Linked DNA regions of Homo sapiens: regions 1 and 2 are each linked to region 3. A link is a loop called in an ENCODE intact Hi-C map of the cell type or tissue named here. Cell type or tissue: heart left ventricle. All regions are shown on one strand. Each heading gives the region's core, and the rest is flanking DNA. Links, peaks and the distances in the headings are about the cores only. Region 1 has its middle 31 kb from the start of INSYN1. Region 2 overlaps CD276 (CD276 molecule). Region 3 has its middle 29 kb from the start of INSYN1-AS1.

What was found. Peaks named below come from ENCODE experiments on the same cell type or tissue, not always from the same donor. Only the 100,000 strongest peaks of a DNase experiment are listed, where the experiment ranks them.
Region 1: a loop joins it to region 3, with 2.2 times the contacts of the local background. A loop is called at or near these places in 8 of 110 quality-filtered maps.
Region 2: it touches region 3 in a loop (2.4-fold over the local background); 8 of 110 quality-filtered maps call a loop at or near these places.

The regions. Positions count from the first base shown.
Region 1 is chr15:73,719,269-73,725,873 of GRCh38, reverse strand. No RefSeq gene overlaps it. Among named protein-coding and RNA genes, the nearest start is that of INSYN1, 31 kb to the left of the region's middle. In heart left ventricle, for the core only: no CTCF peak of the experiment used is centred there; no DNase peak of the experiment used is centred there.
Region 2 is chr15:73,712,299-73,718,903 of GRCh38, reverse strand. CD276 (CD276 molecule) reads right to left here. Exons shown (of 10, transcript NM_001024736.2): 10 at 4,390-5,970. The coding sequence ends at 5,948. Among named protein-coding and RNA genes, the nearest start is that of CD276, 31 kb to the right of the region's middle. In heart left ventricle, for the core only: no CTCF peak of the experiment used is centred there; DNase peaks (open chromatin) are centred at 2,323 and 3,299.
Region 3 is chr15:73,793,617-73,800,221 of GRCh38, reverse strand. No RefSeq gene overlaps it. Among named protein-coding and RNA genes, the nearest start is that of INSYN1-AS1, 29 kb to the right of the region's middle. RefSeq lists enhancers at 70-748, 749-1,428, 2,016-2,974. In heart left ventricle, for the core only: no CTCF peak of the experiment used is centred there; a DNase peak (open chromatin) is centred at 3,501.

The DNA of each region.
Region 1 (6,605 bases), core at 1,035-6,034, 74 kb after region 3:
ATAGCTGTGGAGGTCAGAAGTCCAAAATCGGTTTCACTGGGCTAAAGTCAAGGTGTCAGCAGCTCTGAGTTCCTTCTGGAGGCTCCAAGGACAGTCCATTTCCTTGCCTTGTCCAGTTTCTAGAGGCCTCCTGCCTTCCTTGGCTCACAGCCCCTTCCTCCGTCTTCAAGCCAGCTCCTGGTCTGTCATCCATCTCCTTTGTTTTTTCCTGATTCTGCTTTATTGCCTCCTTATAAGGACCCTTGTTGTTATATTGGGCCCACCTAGATAATCCAGGATCATCTTCCCATCTCAAGATTCTTAACCTAATTACATTTGTGAAGTCCTTTTTGCCAGGTAAGGTAATATTCACAGGCTCCAGGAATTAGAACATGGACATCTTTGGGGACCATTATTCAACCTACTGCATGACAAAGTAGCAGCCCCCTGGTTGTTCAGTTCTGTGATATTCTGTATTCTGGAAGTATTTCCTGGCCAGGCACTGTGGCTCACGCCTATAATCCCAGCACTTTGGGAGGCTGAGGCAGGTGGATCACTTGAGGTCAGAAGTTCAAGACCAGCCTGGCCAACATGGTGAAACCCCATCTTTACTAAAAATACAAAAATTAGCAGGGCATGGTGGCGTGTGCCTGTAGTCCCAGCTACATGGGAGGCTTAGACATGAGAATCGCTTGAACCCAGGTGGCAGAGGCTGCAGTGAGCCAAGGTCGTGCCATTGCACTCCAGTCTGGGCAACAGAGTGAGACTCTGTCTCAAAAAGAAAAGAAAAAAAGGAAACAAACAAAAAAAGAAAAATCAGCCAGGCGTGGTGGTGCACACCTGTAATCCCAGCTACTTGGGAGGCTGAGGCAGGAGGATAGCTTGAACCCAGGAGGCGGAGGTTTCAGTGAGCTGCGATCACACCACTGCACTCCAGCCTGGACCACAGAGCAAGACTCCATTTCAAAAAAAATCATTTCCTGAGACCCAGCCCCAAGCAGGCTCCTTCAGTCTTTGTAAGCACCCAATACCCTGTACTAAATTCCTTTCTGTTTAAAATACAGTTGCTTCTGTTCAATGTACCCAACTATGAATAACATACCAAATGTCCTGCAAGACTCAGCTCTCACATCACCGTGTCTGGAAAATCTGCCCCAATTCTTCCAGGATTCCTTGATCCCTCCTCTGGACCCCACAGTTCTGCCTAGATCAAATTCACATAAATGCTTATCTCCCCTAGTGGATCATGACTTTCCAATCCAACTACAGCACAGAATCTAACACTAAGGAAGGTTGCATCAAGAAATGAAGTAGGGGCGGGTGGCTGAGCACAGGCCCCTGAGCACCAAGCCTGGGATGCAGGCAGAGGCAGGGATGCCCTGGAGAGGAAGGGGATTGGCCAGCAACAGAAGGAAGGAAGCCTGGGACAGAAATGCAATCTCAGTGTCACATACCACAGCAGCAGCTAGACCCATGTGACACAGCACAATCTTCAGCCCCAGGGCTGCGTCCCAGCCTGCAGCTTTGTGGTCCTGAATCCAGAAGGCAGAAACAATGACGTGTGACAGAAGAGACAGGCCCCAACACACAGGACAGTGCCAGGGTTTAAACTCAGAAAACAACCAATGAGCAGGGGATGAATCTTTCTTAATTGAGGGCAGGAGAGAAAATGGGCAAAATGATGTCCTTAGCCTACGACAGGCTCTGACTCTTTCACCTAGGACTGAACAAGTGGTCTGGCCCCTGAGCCCAAAGGGCACACCCATACCTGGGTGTAAATGAAGCAAAGAAACTGATCTTTAAAAGGATCAGATGCAGGCCAGGTGCAGTGGCTCACACCTGTAATCCCAGCACTTTGGGAGGCAGAGGCGGGCAGATCACTGGAGGCCAGGAGTTCCAGACCAGCCTGGCAAACATGGTGAAAACCCATCTCTACTAAAAGTACAAAATTAACCAGGCATGGTGGCAGGCGCCTAGAATCCCAGCTATTCAGGAGACTGAGGCAGGAGAATCACTTGAACCCGGGAGGCAGAGGTTGCAGTGAGCTGAGATCGCACCACTGCACTTCAGCCTGGGTAACAGAGCAAGACTCTGCATTTAAAAAAAAAAAAAAAAAGGATCAGATGGGATCAGATGCAGGCAACAAATTGAAAAAACTTTGCATGCCACCCTAGATGATATGGATATAAAGGCACACAGCAGGTGAGAGACAGCCCTGCAGAAGGCCACCTCTGCTGTCAGGCAACAACTAAAGAACCCCAAAAAGCCCTGCCCTGCCCGTGGCTAATGCATGTTGTGACATCCGCTGGACTCCCTGCCCTCCCTCCACCTCAGTCTGCTCCATCCCATGTAATGGGAACAGTAGACTCTGTGCCAAACGGCTTAGGAAAATAAGGAAAACAAGAAAGCATGGTGCAAAATGAGAGGTTAGAAGGTCAGAAGAGTGGGAGGTGCAGATCCTGGGCCGTGGCAGGGAAGAGGCTCCATCTGGAGAAGAAAGGCTGGGAGGTCTGAGGTATTATTAATGAGGTCCCAACAGACAGGGCTGGGCCTGAGCTTGGAGAGCCGGCCCTCCTCCACCCCATGCTCAGCACACTTCAAATTAATAATTAAAATGCTTCCTGTCAAATTCAAGCCTGACACGTAATTAGAGCAGCTCCAGGCTTTAGGCAATGGTGATGAAAACAGCTCTTGTTAGACTTTTCTGGGGATGAGTGGGGTGAGAATTGAGAATAGAACCTTCCTCCCAAAATTTCTCCATCAGGGCCTTCTGTCTGCGTGCCAGATAGATATGGATGGGATTTTCCTTCTAGCCTGCGGAGAGGCTGGTAGATGGGGAGGAACCTCAGTTTCCCCCTCTGTGCCGGGAAGAGATTGGACAAAGTACAATCCTGTCAAGAGAGGGCAGCTCAGGGATTTGTGTAAGGAGGGTAGGTGGTGGCTTCTTGGAGTTTCAAAGGCCAGACAGACAAATCTGAGGGCCAACTGCAGATCCCGACTTGCTCCCGACCCACCCCCACACGTGCACAGAAGGCATTGCCATTGTGTCCTTTCCAGCCAGGGCTGCTGGGGAGCAGCTAAACTCAGCTACCAACTGTTCAGTGGCCACAGCATCCCAGTCCAGGTTCCTCCCTAGAAACCCATGGCGCTCATCACCTCCTTCTGGAGTACAGCCTTTCTCCATTCCTATCAATAAAGTGGGACAGAGACCGAGGAGTCCTAGCTCCCAGCTTCTGGGCTTCTCAGTGCCCCAGGGGCACAGGTTGGAGGTGCTATCCATGGTTCTAGGGAGACTTCCAGTTTTCAGCTTCTTCCCATGTCAGGCGTTCTTCCAGAGCCCTAATTGGCCTGCCTGATCCCCTAGACCCCTTCTACCAGAGTCCAGTTCCTGAGCCCTATGACACTGTCACACCACACTTGTCACCAGACCTGGCCCCCCAGTGGAGGCCCTGAGAGAGGGAAGGGATCCCCACTGCTCAGCTCATTGATGGAGAGCCTTGAATGCCCATCCTGGGGGTTCACCCTGATGGGCCTGCCCTTAGGAGCTTGGGAAATGGAGCCCATGCTCAAGCTACCTATTAGAAGAAAATCATTTTAAATCAATGTCGTGTTACTTCATTGAAGCTGCCTTCATAAATATTTTAAAGGTGTTTATTAGGAAAACCACAGGAGGAGAGAGGAGGTTGCTGAGGTTGGGAGGAGTGGTGCCCTATAAGGGCTTAGCTGCCACTGCCAGCACTGCTGCCAATGAAACGTGCTCCCTTGGAGGGGCTGGCTCTGTGGGGGCTGCAAAACGGAAAAGCCCACTGTGTTGGGCTGCCTCACCACATGCAGGAAGTGGCTGCTCAGATGCCCATCCTCTTGTCCTCATATTGAACCCCACAGAGGTGTATCACAGAGTCTTGTGGACATGGCGCTGAGCCGGGGGCAGAGCCTCCTGGGTCCTATTCTGAGCTTTGCTCCCAGCTGCTCCCAATTCCTCCCCTTCTAGAGCTCAGCAATACTGTGGACAAGGGGCTTGAGCGTCCCTTCCACAGCAGGCTGATGTTTCCAAGTTTGTGGATGCTGCCCTTTGCTTTCCTGTTTTCACTCTTACCTACTCTCTCACCCCACCAAATGCACACATCCATCCAGGGCCACACACATTGGACCAGGAGCAGCCGCGGTGAGCAGGTGCACAGGGCCAGACAACTGCCCGCAGGAGCCCCTCAACCCAGGCATCTTGGCCTGCCTCGCCCCACACCACCAGGCAGGCAGAGGCCTGGCTAGGGCCAGGGGAGAGGCTAAGAATGGTGTCCTGCCCGCTGACCCAGCATCTCTCACAGGGCTGGGTGGGGATGGGGTGTGCGGCAGGGATGGAGGCACCACAGCCACCTCTGACACGGCTCCTCTCCTTGGGAAAGAGCTTGTTTTTCCTCCCCAAGCTGAAGCCAACAAGCCCATCAAACAGAAAGCAGAATCGATTTGCAGGCCAGGGATCTGCGGTGCTGGTGCTCAGGGGGCCATGGCTGCTGCTCCTTGTGCCTGGGGCTCCTTCAGCTACCATCTTGGGCTGAGCAATGAGAAATCGCCTCTGCTTCCACCCCCATCCTCCCCACACAAATCCTGTCTGACCATCCAGCCCCTCCCTATTGGTCTCAGGTCAAAGCTCTCTTTTGTCCTGGCTGAGTCCAGTGCCATCTGCCCAGATCTGTCCATTCATACTGTGTAAGTGCAGGTGAGGTGGCCCTGTGAAGGCTCTGTCCTTTGGGCATTCTCTGTCCATTTTGGTCAACTAGGGAGGGGAAGGTACTACTCTTGACCCCATTTTACAGATGGGGCCTACAAGGACAGCGAGCATTTAGTACCCAGCTCCCTAAGGGTTAGCAGAGCATGGGAGTGGGTGAACAGAGCTTAGGGAGTCTTCTCTAATAAGTAAATTTAAAAAATGGCTTGCAATTACCGTATCAATTGTTTCTGGGTAACTAAAAGCTTCTAAAAGATTTTTAAAATAGATTATTCCTTTAAATAGGTGAAGCACCATTTGGCTGCCTCATTTACATTGTTCATTTGCTGGGAAATCATTTTTTCATGGATAGTGTAGAAGTAAACTTCAGCCTTAGTTACTTCCATTCAGAGACCTGAATTAATGTGGTTTGGGTACCTCCTGCTTGCAGCAGACCAGAGGACAGGAGCTGCTCTGTGCCCGGCTCTGGGCTTGGGGGCCAGCCAGAGCTGCTCTGGGGAGATGAGTTCCCAGAGTGCAATGAATGAGCAAGTGCTTCATCGTAGCTATGAAACACGGAGTTGCAGAGATCTGGGGGGATACATAGGAGGGGGGTGTCTAGGATCTGCACAGGCGGAGGAGAGAGAGGGCATATCCAAGGATGGGGGGAGCTGGAGCAAATGCTTATAAACACGACTGAATATGAAACATGCAACTTCTGCCACTCGCCAGTCATCTCTGTCCCCTTCTCCCTTATACTTCCCCCTGACTCCCTCATCACCCATCCTGCAGACAGAACAGAATGCACTCTCTTCTAGCACTGCAAAGCCCATTCCAAAAATGTCCTAGGTCCAGAACCCCTGGCTGCCAGCACATTCTCCTGTTGGGCTGACCCAGATCCTCCTGGCTGCAGTGGACGGGAGGACGCTGAGAAAAGCAGCACAGATAGAGACACCAAGAAAATCAGCATCCTGGCCATGCCTCACAGGTCATCAAGGCCCTCAGCATGGTCACCCAAGGAGGCTGAGCCCTCTGTAACCTGGCCAGCTTCAGTTCCCGGAACGTTTGCTGAAACTGTCAGCAAGCACATGGATTTCAATGCAATTACAAAAGCTATAAGAACAAGAAGTGCATTCATTCATTAGCAAATTACACTAAATTATCTTAGCAAATAAGGCAAAATGTCAGTCAGTGGCTGGCAGGCTCTGCAGACACATCAGTCCCTCTTCCCCACCTCCAACAATGGTGCCACACTCTGCAGGGACTTTTTAGGAGAGGATATTGCAACATGAGGAGCAGGAAGGAAACAGAATAGAGTGTAGACCAGCACCCAGGGAGCATGCTGGCCTGTAAATTAGGGTGGGTAGGTAGGTAGGCAGGTGGACTTCAGATAGGTGAGTTTTGAGACTGAGGAAGAACTAGAGGCCAGAGAGCTGCAAGGAGGAGGGTGGGGGTGGTAGAGGAGAGCTCCTGTGCTTCAGTCACTCTGGATACTACAGGGCTGCAGTGTGGTAGAGACCCCAGGATACCCTGATTCTGAAGCATGTGTGAGATGGGAGGTGGGGGGGCGGGGAGCAGGAAAAGCACGAAGGCTATTATTTCCCTGAGCCTGGCACATGCACGTAGACTGACGGCTACAGGGAGCAGGACAGATGTTCCTTCCCTCCGTGGAGGACATGGTGCTGGAGGGAAGAGGGAGTCAGAAACAGCCACGTGGCTGCGCACATCTGGAGTCCTGGGGGTGACGGGAGAGACACAGAGGCAAAAGGGAGGCCGTGAAAGGAGAAGGGGGAGGGGATGATCAGGAGTAGGCAGGGCCCCCCATTTCCTAGAGCTAAAAAGGATTGAGCCATCACCAGCGGCACCCCATCCTTCATCATTCTCCCATAGCCTATGTGTCTGGTCTGAATGCAGGAACTCA
Region 2 (6,605 bases), core at 436-5,435, 81 kb after region 3:
GGGCAGCCAGGGTTGAGAACCGCTGGACTAATGGGATCTGGAGCTGTATCACTAGGAACATAGTGCCCTGGATGCAGGAGGTGAGAGGTGATCTATCATGAGCTGAAGCATCGTGATCCATGCCAGAGCCTCAATCTGCAAGGGACACGGATGAAACACATCCAGAGGAGAGCGCTGGGGTGGAGAAATCATATTAGCTAAGGAAGCTGAGGTGCAGGGGATATTTTGCTGCTCAGATGCTGGAGAAAGGCTGGAGGCAAAGGTCACAGTCCCTCTGTCTGAGGGCTGGGTTATGCCTCCTCTATGAGACCCAGGTGTTTCTCTGTGCTAACAAAGAGCTGCCTCATTAGTAATGAAGTAGTGTCACCATAATTACCTGGAGCTGGCAGTGCCAAAGGTTATGAATACTCTCTGACACAAGTGCAAGAGATTTAACCTAACCTGAGCCACCTGCATCCAACAGGATGCTGACCAGGCACAGTGGCTCTTGCCTGTAATCCCAGCACTTTGGGAGGCCAAGGCAGGAGGATTGATTGAACCCAGGAGTTTGAGACCAGCCCAGGAAACATAGCAAGATCCCGTCTCTGCAAAAAAAAAAAAAAAAAAAAAAAAAAAAAAAAAAATATATATATATATATATATATATATATATATATATATATATATATAAAATTAGGTGTAGTGGCAGGCACCTGCAGTCCCAGCTACTCAGGAGACTGAGGCAGGCAGATCACGAGCTCTGGAGGTCGAGGCTGCAGTGAGCTATGACCGTACCACTGCACTCCAGCCTGGGCAACAGAGTGAGACCTTCTTTTAAAGAAAAACCCCAAAGATGCTGAGAACCTCCCCCCATCAATTATGGTGCTGCGGGTGCAGGGCTCAACCCTGGCACACACACACTCAGAACACGGTGCTCGGCCCACATAATCCACTAGGAGGCAGACGCACTCCCCCAGGACTGGGGTCCCGGGGACGCAGATAGCTCCTGGAAACTGAGGCAGCGGCAGTGACATATGCTGAAGGGCAAGGTGGTCCAGAGCGGGTGGAAGGGATGACTGCAGGCCCTGTACACTACCAAATCAGGCTCCACTCTGAAGTCTCTGAGAGACCAACTGGATGTGAATTCCAAGCACCATCTCTGCCCTGTCTAGAATCAGTTTTTCCAGCCACCCTAAGTTTTCTTCACTTGCATTCTTACTGCCACAGGGACTGGCTAAAAAGGCAGCTGAAACAATTGGTAACACTTAAAATGTATCCAGAGATCCCACTTCTAGGGCTCCATACTGTAGAAACTCGAACACAAGCCTGCATTATTTGTGTCTAAACTGTAGGAACTAGCAAAATATAGGCTAGAACAGCAGTACTTTGAGATACTATGTAGCCATTTAAAAAGAACGAGGGAGGTCTTTGCAAGAAGCTAGATACAAAATAGCATGTACTGCAGGATTCCATTTATATGAAGTTCAAGAATAAGTAAAACTAATTGGTGAAAGCAGCCAAGTGGGCGGGGCTGTTGCTTGGGTAGGGACACTAGGGAACTTTCTGGAATCCAGGAACTGTTCTATATCTTGATCTGGGTAGTGGTTACATGGGTAGAGATTTGTGTAAAAATTCATGGAGTCATACACTGAGGATTAGCATCTTGTAAATACTAGAGGTATGTTACACATCGATATAGAAGGTAAAGAGGACAAGGACACTTCTATCTAGAAGAAGTGACTTGGGAAAAGAGTAAAGAAAAACAGAAAAAAGGGTTGCATGATGTTTATGATATTTTTGTAAATGTGTAAGACTGATACAACAGTCTAGAAGGTGGCCAGTCTAATAGCAGAGCCAGGATTCAAAGTCAAGTGTCCTGACCCCCAGCCCAGGCTCCTGCTGCCCAGGGTCTGCGAGTGTAAGCAGAATGCTCCAAACACACAAGTAGAAGAGGCAGGATGATCCAGGTGCCCTGGCCACACCATTTTAACCCCTCCTCCCAGTCTCCTCCTTCTGGGTGGTGAGTAGTCAGATCCACTGGTCTTCAAGCCCTGGTTACAAATGGTCCTGGAGGCGAATTCTGGTCACACCTTGAGCCAGGCAAATGAACCTCGCTCTGTCCCCTCTTTAATATGGATGTGACACCTGCAAGCTATAGCTTGTCGCACTGTGAGAATTATTTCTCCATTAAAATGTAGGAGTTGGAGCTTTGCCCAGGAAGGGCAGCTAAAAATACTGCTGTCCAGGGCACTTGTCACCAGAGGACTTAGTTGCCACTCTCTTTACACCTAAGCCTCCAGGCAAGTCCCACACCTGCTGGGTCCGTGCCCAGAACACTTGATACAGTGTCCTGTCTGAGCCTTATCCAGCCCTGTCGCAAAGAAAAAGCATGGGTTCCTGTGCCTGTTTTACAGATGAACAAACTGGGCTTCAGAGAGCTTGTTCCAAGTCACTGTGCTCAATCTACAAAATCACCTAAGGAGCAACAGCGCGTGGGCCTGACTGCAGGGAGGGAAAGAATAGCCCCCCACATGTGCCCAGCACCTAATGGTTTGCAGTGTCTTTTTATTTTTATTTTTGAGATAGAGTCTCACTCTGTCACCCAAGCTGGAATGCAGTGGCGTGATCTCAGCTCACTGCAACTTCCACCTCCTGGGCTCAAATGATTCTCCTGTGTCAGCCCCCTGATTAGCTGGGACTACAGGCACGTGCCACCACACCCGGCTAATTTTTTTGTATTCTTAATGGAGACAGGGTTTTACCATGTTGGCCAGGCTGGTCTTGAACTCCTGACCTCAGGTGATCTGCCTGCCTCAGCCTCCCAAAATGCTGGGTTTACAGGCGTGAGCCACTGCATCTGGCCTAATTGCAGTGTCTTCTCACCCACTGCTTTATCCAGCCCTCTCAACAGTGCTTTGAAACAGGAACTATTACTGTCTCTACAGGTAGGGACTGAAGCCCAGTGTGGTGAAGCAGCAAGCTCAAGGGCACACAGTGGGTTGAAGGGGCAAAGGCATAAGTCTTTCAATCCTAATACCCACCCAGAGCACCGATGACAGGACCTCAAGCAACATGACTGATCTCACCCCTAGAGCCATCAACTTTATAACAAAGCCTCCAGTTTGTAAAGAATGCCACATACTTTTTGGGAGATGACTTGTCACCCCTATCTAATGGATAAGGAAAGTAAGGCTCAGAGGTATGAAGGACATGGACACAGGTTAGCAGCAGAGCCAGGATTGAAAGTCAAGTGTCCTCACCCCCAGCACAGGCTCCTCCTGCTGCCCAGGGTCTGCAAAGCTCCAGGCTGTCCCAGTGCCAGGACACTGTCATCCAGGGGCAAGCGAACGCAGTATCCTAGGCAGGTTCCCATAGCCCTGAATCTGGCTCTCTGGAAGCCTGTGCGCCTCCTCTCAGTCTTTCAAAATGGAAGGTAGTTAAAACCTCAGTCCTATTTTTCTTTTCTTTTTTTTTTTTCTTTAGAGACAGAGTCTTGCTCTGTTGCCCAGGCTGGAATGCAGTGGTACAATTACAGCTCATGGCAACTTCGACCTCCTGGGCTGAAGATCAAGTGATTCTCCCACCTCAGCCTCCTGAGTAATAGGACTACAGGTGTGTGCCTGTAGTTAATTTTTTATTTGTGCAGAGACAGGGTCTTGTTATGTTGCCCGGGCTAGTCTTGAAATCCTGGCCTTAAGCGATCCTCCCACCTCAGCCTCCTGAGTAACTAGGACTACAGGTGGGTGCCACCGCACCTCGCTAATTTTTTATTTCTGTGCAGAGACAGGGTCTTGCTATGTTGCCCAGGCTAGTCTTGAAATCCTGGCCTTAAGCGATCCTCCCACCTCAGCCTCCCAAAGTGTTGGGATTACAGGCATGAGCCACTATGCATAGGTGGCTATTTTTTGTACAAGAAAGCCAAGGCTCAGAGAAGGTAAATGTCCTGCTCAGGGTCATAGGGCAGAACTATGTCCTGGGAATGGACCTCTGATCCCTGGCCTGGTGCCCATCCAATTGAGTCAGCCAGAAACAGCATTCAGAACTCTTTTCCTGGTGCCAGCTTCTTACTGGGTCTCAGCTTCACAGTCTCTAAAATGGGTTCATTAGTAGAGGCCCTAAACAAGCCTAGGTTTGAGTTTTCTGAGGCAAAGAAATTGAGTGATGCTTCCAGTGGGAGGAGCCCCATACAGTGACCAAAGGGCCTGGCTTTCTGGACAACCAACTTCACTTTACCCAGAGGGAAACTGAAGCCAAGGAGGGAGCCAAATGGCCTTGGGGATCCAGTGATTTAAGGACGGTGAGATAAGGAGGGCCAGGCTTCCCTACCCCAGCCTGCAACATCCAGGAGAGAATCCTGCTGGTTGAGTCCTGGGGCCCACCCTGCTTCCAAACACTTCACAGAGAAAAAGCTTTTTACAAAGACATTTATTTTCCCCAAAATATACCCCCAGTTTACAAAATCCCTCCGAGTCCCACATTTAAATTAGAAGTCCTCACATCTTCCATTCCTGGGGCAGGGAGAGATGACATCCGGAAGGCATCAGAACGTCTGAAGTCTCACTCTACCAGAGGCCAGGAGCTGGCCAGAGGCAAGCCAGGAAAAGACTGCCCCAGCCCCAGAATAGCACCATGGTGGGGGTGGGGGGCAGTCCCCTCGGTGTCCCCAAAGCATTCCTGGCCCTGCCCTGCCCCAGGCTCTGCCTTTTCTGCTGCTATGAAAGGTCCAGAGGGCCTTGGTGCCTGCCCACCTGCCCACACCTGGACAGACATTTTGGACACCACCAGATTCTCTAGCCGTGGCGAGGGGCTATGTCCCTCTCTCCAGGTTTCCGCCCCAACCCCATGCTCTGGGTAAGAATTATGGGTGGGATGGGGGTGAGGTATCCAGGAAGCCTTGAGCCACAGAGGAGGTGTGGAGCAGGGAGCCAGGCAGGAGCCCCCTGCAAACCGCAGGGTGCAGTGTAGTTAGTTGTCTGTCTCCCAGCTGGATGGGGAGTCCTTGAGGGAGGAACTTTATCTTCCCACGCAGGGCCCCCAGCACCTAACACAGTGCTGACATCTGTAGTTGCTCAATAAACATCAACTGAATGGATACATGAAAAGAAAGGAACAAAGAGGTGAGAAGGCAGAGGGACAGAAGCTGACCCCCAGGGGCCCCATCACAGACCCCTGGAGAACCAGTGTGACCAGCACATGCTTCCGTGGGGAGGATGGGCAGGGGAGAGGGGCACTGCAGAGGAGGCTGGGCCAGGGGGGAACCACACGTGTTCCAGCACGTGCACCTGCAGGTCTCCATGCACAGCTGTGCATGTGGTGGGCGCAGAGTGCCCTGTCTTCACTTGGGGCAGGGAGGGAAAAGGCCAGTATTAAGGCTAGAGCAAGAGGAGGAAGGAGGGGAAAGGAAACAGCTTCTAGACTCCAGGAGATGTTGAGGCCGCACTGTCCCTGTCTGAGAAGAAAAGATTCTATGCAGGTGGAAGCAGGGCTGAACATGATCACTAGTGTATCACGGCCATTGGAGAAACAAGGCCGGGGTGACTATGCATCGTGTCTTTGGTGAAATAAGGCAGGGGGTCAGTCAGTCTGAATATTGCATCTTTTGGAGAAAAAAGGCAGCCAGATGGTCCACGCAGCACTGGAAGAAGAGGGTGGTGATGTGGTCAGTGTACTGTGTCCCTAAGAAATGTATGTACTGTGAAATAAGGCAGCAGGCAGGATGACTTAGAGAACTAAGGTTGTGGGTGGTCTGTTCATTGTGTCTATAAGAAAAAAGGCAGCAGGATGACTTGGGAATCATGTCCATTGGAGAAATAAGGCTGCACAGTGGTCTGTGTATCGCATCCTTTGGAGAAGGAGCCCACCTGTCAGAGCAGGATGCATCTGTTGGGGGCAGGGCTCACAGTGCAGCCCCATTGCAGCCAGAGGGTAGGAGCTGTAGGGAGGGGTAGCAGCTCCCTGGTCCTCATGGTCAGGCTATTTCTTGTCCATCATCTTCATTTCATGATGGGAAGAAAAAAAAGGGAAGGGAAAAGCATTAGATGCCAGAAGATCTATTTTTGGGATTATGCCAGAAGCCCAAGCACCTGGTCAGACTTCAAGTGGGGAGTGTGTGTGAGACAGCAGCCCAACGGACAGCCCCCGTGCTGACCACGGCCCTGGAGGCCCAGACACAGATGCAGGTGCCAGGCACGCCGGGGCACCTGAGGGGGACCACCTCACGCAGCCCCCTCTCAGTACCCACAGGCCCACAGCCCGATACACTTCCCTCCACTCTCCCTCTACGTGCAACACTTTTCCCTTCTCATCTCCTGTTTGTCCATCCCATCCACCCTCCAAGGCCTGGCCCAACTCCCTCGTCCAGCAGGCAGCCTTCCCAGTGTCCCCTCCACACTGGTTTCCCTGAGAGTGACACGGCAGGGGCCCTCCTCCTTCCCTTGGGCTTCCTGTCTCCATGTGGAGGGCCATCCCAAAGACTCATCTTTCAGACCCCACTCTGCATCTGAAGCTGAATGGAGACTTGGGAAGAAGGGCTTGGGCCCTTCCCCTGCCCTCTCCCTCACCCATTCTTGGGGCTCTGTATGTCCCTGGGGAGAGGAGAAGAGCTCCCCCATCTGGGCACTGCCTCT
Region 3 (6,605 bases), core at 1,019-6,018:
GTGTGAGCTGGAGGGGTCTTCTTCAGCTTCCCCTGGGACCCAGGCCTTGGTGACCTTCTCTTCTCCAGTATGATTGCTCTGGGAGTTGCAGAGAGGACTGGAGGGCAGCCTGCAGTGGGGTCACCTCTTCAGGGAGCTCAGAGCATGGCAGGGGAGGAGCAGCAGGCCTGTGGACGGATGAGGGAAGTTTCACAGCACCCCATTTGTCTCGTCAGAGCCAGTCTCAGGTTCAGGGTCACACAAGGGAGTGAGAGGTCAGCAGGTAGATGCGATCACGGGAGAATTCTTGGAGGAACCAGAGCCCTTGGAGCTAGTTCTAAGGGTTGGGCCCAACTATACATAAAAGTCCAGTCAATATCAAGTGAGTGTTAGAGAGACAGAAAGATAGAAAGTGGGGGCAGTCATTCCCGCTGGGAAGAACTGCTGAGCAAAGGTGCGACCATGGGGAAGAGACTGGCCTGGGCTGGGAAGGGAGGTTGAAGCAGGAAGTCAGGGGCTGTGAGGTCAGCCTCTGTCTTTTCTAGGTCTTAGTTTATGCCTCTCTCAGGAATGTCTTTTCAGGGTTCCTCCCGTGTGGTTGGAAACCTCAGACAATGTTTCCTGCCTGCTCTTCCCACCCAGCGGGAGGGCCACACACCCAAGCAGGAGGTGGGGAGGGTGCAGGCAAGTCCCTCCTCCCTGGATCTCCCACTTCCCACCTGCACAAGACAGGTTGAGCTGTGCAGTCTGCCAAGGCCCTTCTAGCCCAACTGTATCCAGATTCTTAGGTCTGTGGCCAAAGTCAGACCAAAGCAGAGGTCACCTCTTGGCCCACTTAGTGCAACATAACTGCCAGCGCCTTTGCCTCAGCCAGATGGGTCCAATTCCACAGTGGCCTGCGGGTCCTCAGCACCCCTCCCCCACCAAGTCAGGCATTACCTCCTCAGCCTGCTCTCCAGGAAGGCCTTCAGAGTCATCCTCACCTCCAGACCTTAGCTCACTCTGCAGCCCTTCCTGCTAATGTCCTTGCTCCTCCTCTCTGAGCAGAGGGCACAGCCTCCAAGGGCCAGAGGAAGATCCACACGGTGTTCTTTCATTCAGCCTTCCTGACAGGCTGGGAGCGGGTGCTGGGCGGGTCCTGCTCAGGATCTGCCTTGAGGAGCCCCCATCCCCGCTCCTTTAGGGCCCTTCGCTGAGTGTTCCGTTTACAGGGGCCTCGTCCCCTCTGAGCACCAACAGGCTGATGTACTTTTGTCCTCACCTGCTGTTAATCGTGCTCTGCTGTTAGGTTCGCTTCGTAGGAGGGCACCGTGTGGACATTAGGAGCATGGGCTCAGCAGTCAGACCCCTGGGTTTGTGTGTGAGGTCCCACTCCCCAGCTGAATGATCATGGGCAAGTGAGAGCCCTCCCTACACCTCAGTGTCCTCATCTGTAAAATGGGGATAGTGATAGTGCCTATTCCGGGGTTACTATAAGCAGTGCATGTGACTATGTATGTAAAGTGCCAAGTGTGGCACCTGCCATATCACAAGGGTTCCATGTCACTTGGGGTCAGTGTTCACATGTTACAGTTGTTAGGACCCAGGCAGGTCCCTCTCCATGTGTCTCCAGGCTCCCCAAGGGCAGGGCTTTGGAGGGGTGTGGAGGTGCAGAATGCATGGTTGAGGGGGTTGTATCATAAATGTACTTTGGGTTATTTCACTGATCCCTTGAGTCCCATTGACTCCCAGGGGGTCTGAAGGAAGGGGTGGCAGGACAGATGAATTCTGAAGTATGGAAAGCAGAGTTTGCAGCTTCCCAGAGGGGCTCCTGGGGAGCTGGGGTGCCTCATAAGCCCTGGGATGGGGGCCCCTGCTAAGGATGACGCGGCTTTGCCCACACTGGGCCTCATTCAGTGCCGGGAAGACTGAGGGAATGACATCGAGGGACAGGCAGGTGCAGGCTCCCTGATCAGGCTCCCCAGGCCCTCAGTCCCTGAGCCCATTAGTCAACAAATGTTTCTAAGCACACTCCAGGCTGCTCCCTTGGACCAGGTTGGAACCCCAGGACCCTGTGTCTACCTTACTGCAGACCTGGACTTGTGATAGAGAAGGTAGGGGGTCCACCAGGGAGGGGGCCAAGCCAGGAGGGGGCATGAACCACACCCCTGGAGAAAAGGTGGCTTCCTGGGACTGGTATTCTGGCTTTGGCCTGTTTCCTTCCTAAGTTCCCCCAGGGCCCAGAATGGGGCCTGCAGTTGGCAGCTGCTCAGTAAACCTCTGTTGAGCGAATGAATGAATGAGTGAATGAATGAATGCATTAATGAATGAGTGAGTGAAAGCCAGATTTGTGTCACTCAGCAGAGCACACCCATGGGATGCTCCCCCAGCTCCCCAGGAAAGCCCATCCTCTCCAGATCCTCCCACTCCCCCAGCCCCTGACCCGGCCCAGACCCTCTCCCTGCCCCATAAGCAGCCACGGTCTCTGCCCCACTCTGACCCTAGCCCCCGCTCCTGCCAGTCCTGCAGCCCCGAGTAGACTTCCAGGCAAGCCAAAGAGGGACGTCAACGTGCGGGCTTTCTGTTGTCACTAGCTGGCAGGTCTCAGGTAATAGCGCCTGTGGAGAACTAGCTACCTTAGCCAAAGAATTTGCAAATGCATGCCAGGAGTGGGTGGGTGAGCAGAGGATGGCAGAACGCCTCGGACTGGCTCCTTCCATGGGCGCCCCACTCCCACAGCAGGGTGGCAGCTGGGCGAGATTTCTCCCACACTCTGAGAGCTCCTCCCTCAGGACAGGCTGCAGAGGCAGATGATGCTGTCCATCTCTGGCCCCTTCCTGTCCTGCAACTCCCAACCACACTACTGGCTACCCCCGAGTGGCACTACCAGGCTACTCCTGAACTAGAGGAAGGGCAAAGGGAGTAACTAAGGCTCAGACCAGGGACATGTCTTGCTCCAGATCAGATAACAACCTGCCTGTGGAGCTGGTAGACAGACAGATCTACCTGTCTGTCTCCCTACCAAGGGGGGAGGTAGAGATTGCTGGGCAGAACGCACAGGCGACTAGCCCAGGAGAGAAGCTGCACCCACAGACCCTGTGGTCGCACAGACCCAATGTTGGCACCTCAGGTCAAGGAACAGCTGTGGGAGGAGGGGAGGGGCAGCTCCCCAGCCATCTAAGAGTGTCTCAATGGCAGCTCCCCGCTTCCCAGAACTAAGGGTGTCAAAGGGGCTAATTGTTTTCCAGCTAGGGTGACCAACTCATCTGTTTGTCTGGAACTTGGCTGGTTTTTGCATGTCCAAACGGGCTCCAGTAGAGGCCCTGATGGGCCACTTGGAGCTTGCCGCATTGTCCTGTCAGGACCCTCAGTGGCCATAATGAGACAGTGACAAATGGGGCATCTCTGGTAGCCCTCCCCAGAGGATGGGCCAAAGTGCAGGCCTCTGGCCTCTGAGGGAGCAGGCCCAGGGCCCGAGGCACAACTACTCCACCATGGCATTCCTGGGGCAATTGGCCAGCACGCCCAGCCAGGCTCAGGCTGCCCTCTGGTCCTCTCCTCAGCTGGCTCAGTGCCTGGTCCGACAGGGGCTGAACATCTCTAACTGGGTCACCGCCACCCCCACCTTCACCATCGCGCCTCCATCAGAGATAGCGTGTCAGCTGCAATTAAGAATTTCAAGTTGCAATTAAAAATTAATTGGAAACCGTAGGTTGTTTATGTCTCTCTGACCTCCGTCACCCTTATGGGGGAAGACAGGTGAGAGGAGGAGGAGGACTTTTTAGAGTGGGTATCTGTGGGAGGAGGGGGGCCTCTGAGCTGGCATAGGTTGCAACGGAGCAGATTTCTCCTCGAGGCTAGAAGGAGTGACATCAACCAGCTGGCCTTGAATGCCACAGTCCCTGAATTCTTTGAGAGCCCCAGAGCATGGAGATCTGTGGGTGGGAGAAGAGAGAGACTAGAAGGAAGGCATAGAGGAGAACTGCTGGCAGAGCGAGGCCTGGAGGCAGAGGTCAGGATAAAATTTAGGTCTGCAGAGGGCCATAACCAGGAGGTGTTCTGGATCTCAGGAAACAGTGGCCTGCAGGAATAAGAGAGCGCTTCCTGGAGGAGGAAGGAACACTAGACCTGGAAGGGCCAGCGGAGGGCACAAGCCTTGAGGAAGACAGGCAGAGGAAACAGAGTGAGGCACTGACAGCCAGCAGTGTGCGCAAGGAATTGGGACCACGTAGGGCGGCTTCCTCAGATCCTCATGAGCTGCACCTGTTGCAGGGTGGGAAAGGTGGGGACCTCCAGCCTCCCATTCTCTGAAATGGCCCACATGGTCTCTGGCCCCACGTTCTGCCTGCCAGGCCCAATGTGCAAGGCTCTCCGTCATATTCTTAGGATGAAAAGACTGAGTTCACACTCCTCGCCCTCCCACCAGGGCTTGGTATGACCACAGTGATCTCTGTGTCTCCAGGTGAAGGTATTTTGCCTGCTCAGTCCCCTATGGACACCGAGGCCAAAGTCCCCTTAGCATTGTCATCTTAGCTGCTGCCTTCAGGTGATCCCTGTTCCCTCTACATCTCTCAGCTGGCCCTTCCAGGTCTAGTGTTCCTTCCTCCTCCAGGAAGCCCTCTCTCATTCCTGCAGGCCACTGTTTCCTGTGATCCAGAGCACCTCCTGGTTATGGCCCTCTGCAGACCTAACTTTTATCCCATCTGTATTGGTAATAAATCAGTCTAGTGTTCCTTCCCCATCCCCACTCAGGACTCGGCAAGAACAGGTACTGGGTTATTTTCTACTCCATGATGCAAATACTTGATCTAACAGCAGTAAATGCAAAAGGGCTGTCAATAAAACACATTCTAAATGCCAGGTCATGGGTTTGTACCTCAAAGCCCCAGACACAGTGAGCAACAAGGACTAAAGCCTGGGTGACAGACTAAAACAATGATTGAGTCTGCTTACTTGGAGAATGTCTATGGCTTTTTCTCCCCCACAAATTGTGTAAAAAATAGAGAGAGAGAGTGCATGTGTGTGTGTGTGTGTACACGTGTGTCCATGTCTCTTGCTGTTCTATGCACCTGTGGAGTGAGGGCCCACATTTTACCACATTCTTAAAGGGGTCAGTGAATTAGGATTTGCTTTCAGCCGTTAATAACAGAAACTCAACTATAGTGGCAAAAGCACATTTGCAGTTTATTCTCTGCCAAAAAAGAAGTCTGGAGTTAAGCTGTCCAAGGTTGTATGGCAGCTCCATGATGCTCAGGAATCTACTTTCCTTCTATCTTTTGACCTACCATCCCTTATATATGGCTGTCATCCTCGTGGGCCCAAGATGGCTACTTGAGCTCCATTCATCACATCCACATTCTGGGCAAGAAGCAGAAATAAGGAGGATAGTGAAAAATAAAAGGGCACATGTTATCTACCTGTCTTTCCCTGAAGGGATATTCCCCCAAATCCTCCCTACAACATCTGCTTAAAAATCCACCCCACAAAATCACTGGTGACATGTAGCTGCAAGGGAAACTGGGAAATGTAGTCTTTTAGCTGGGCATCTTGCCACCTAGAGGAAAACTGAAGTGTTCTTATTACTCAGAAAAAAGGAGGAGACTAGGTACAGGGAATGCAGTCAGTAGGCTCAGTAGGCTCCGCCATAAGCAGCAACTCCAGCAAGCTGAATAAGCCTTAAGACCTTGAGCTTGGCTGGCCTGGGCCAAGATTTTATCTCTTCCAGGGAGGAGAGGGGCTGCCCACGATCCCGGGACCACCCCTGAGCTACACCTCCCTGCTCACAGATGGCAGGAGGCCAAAGTCCACTCGGGCAGGTGCTCAGCAGAGTTGCCACTTGGCTGGAGTCTGTGGCTATGCAGGAGAGAGTTGATGGGAGAAGGAGAGGCCAGGTGAGGCCCAGGCCCTGAGATGGGGAGACAGACCAGGGACTTGATTCTTTTGTTGTCATATTTGCTGTTTCATTGTGCGTCTAAATTGTGGGCCTCCAGGAGGCAGTGGGCACCATGACCACTCCCTTTCCACAGCTCTCTTTTAATGAAACACCTTTGCCTGCCTCTGGCTCCTGCCAGAAAAGGCAAAGGAGGCTGCCCAGAGCCTGCAATCCACCCTGCTGTTTCAATTAGGAAAGATGTGTCTTCTGAGGATGTCCACAGTGAGGCTGGTAATTAGGGAGCAAAGTAACTGCCTGCTGCTCTTTCAAAACTGACTTGGAAATCTTGAAGGGGCTGTCTGGGTGGCTCCTCGGCCCTCCTGGTTCCCTCTTATCCAGCACCGTTTAGATCCTCACCCCCAAAAAAATTAGTTTTGAGCAATTAGGGGGTTAGGTGATGGGGAAGCTAGACACCTTCCCAAAAAGTAATTAAACATGTGATGGATATGGTGAAGGAGAATGCCGGATGGGAGGGACCAGCCACTAAATTGGAGAGTTGACCAACGGGAGAGATGGAAGAGGAAAAGCTCCAGCCTCTCTCCTATGGGCCTAGGCCAGGGAGAGACAGGATTCAGCCTCATGGGATAGCAATGGAACACATTCATTCAACCAATGTTTCCTGAACACCTGCCATGTGTCAGGTTCAGTTCTAGAACCTGGGGATGCTGCAGTTTACAAAGCAAAGGCCTAATCTTATGGAGCTTACAGGTTAGCT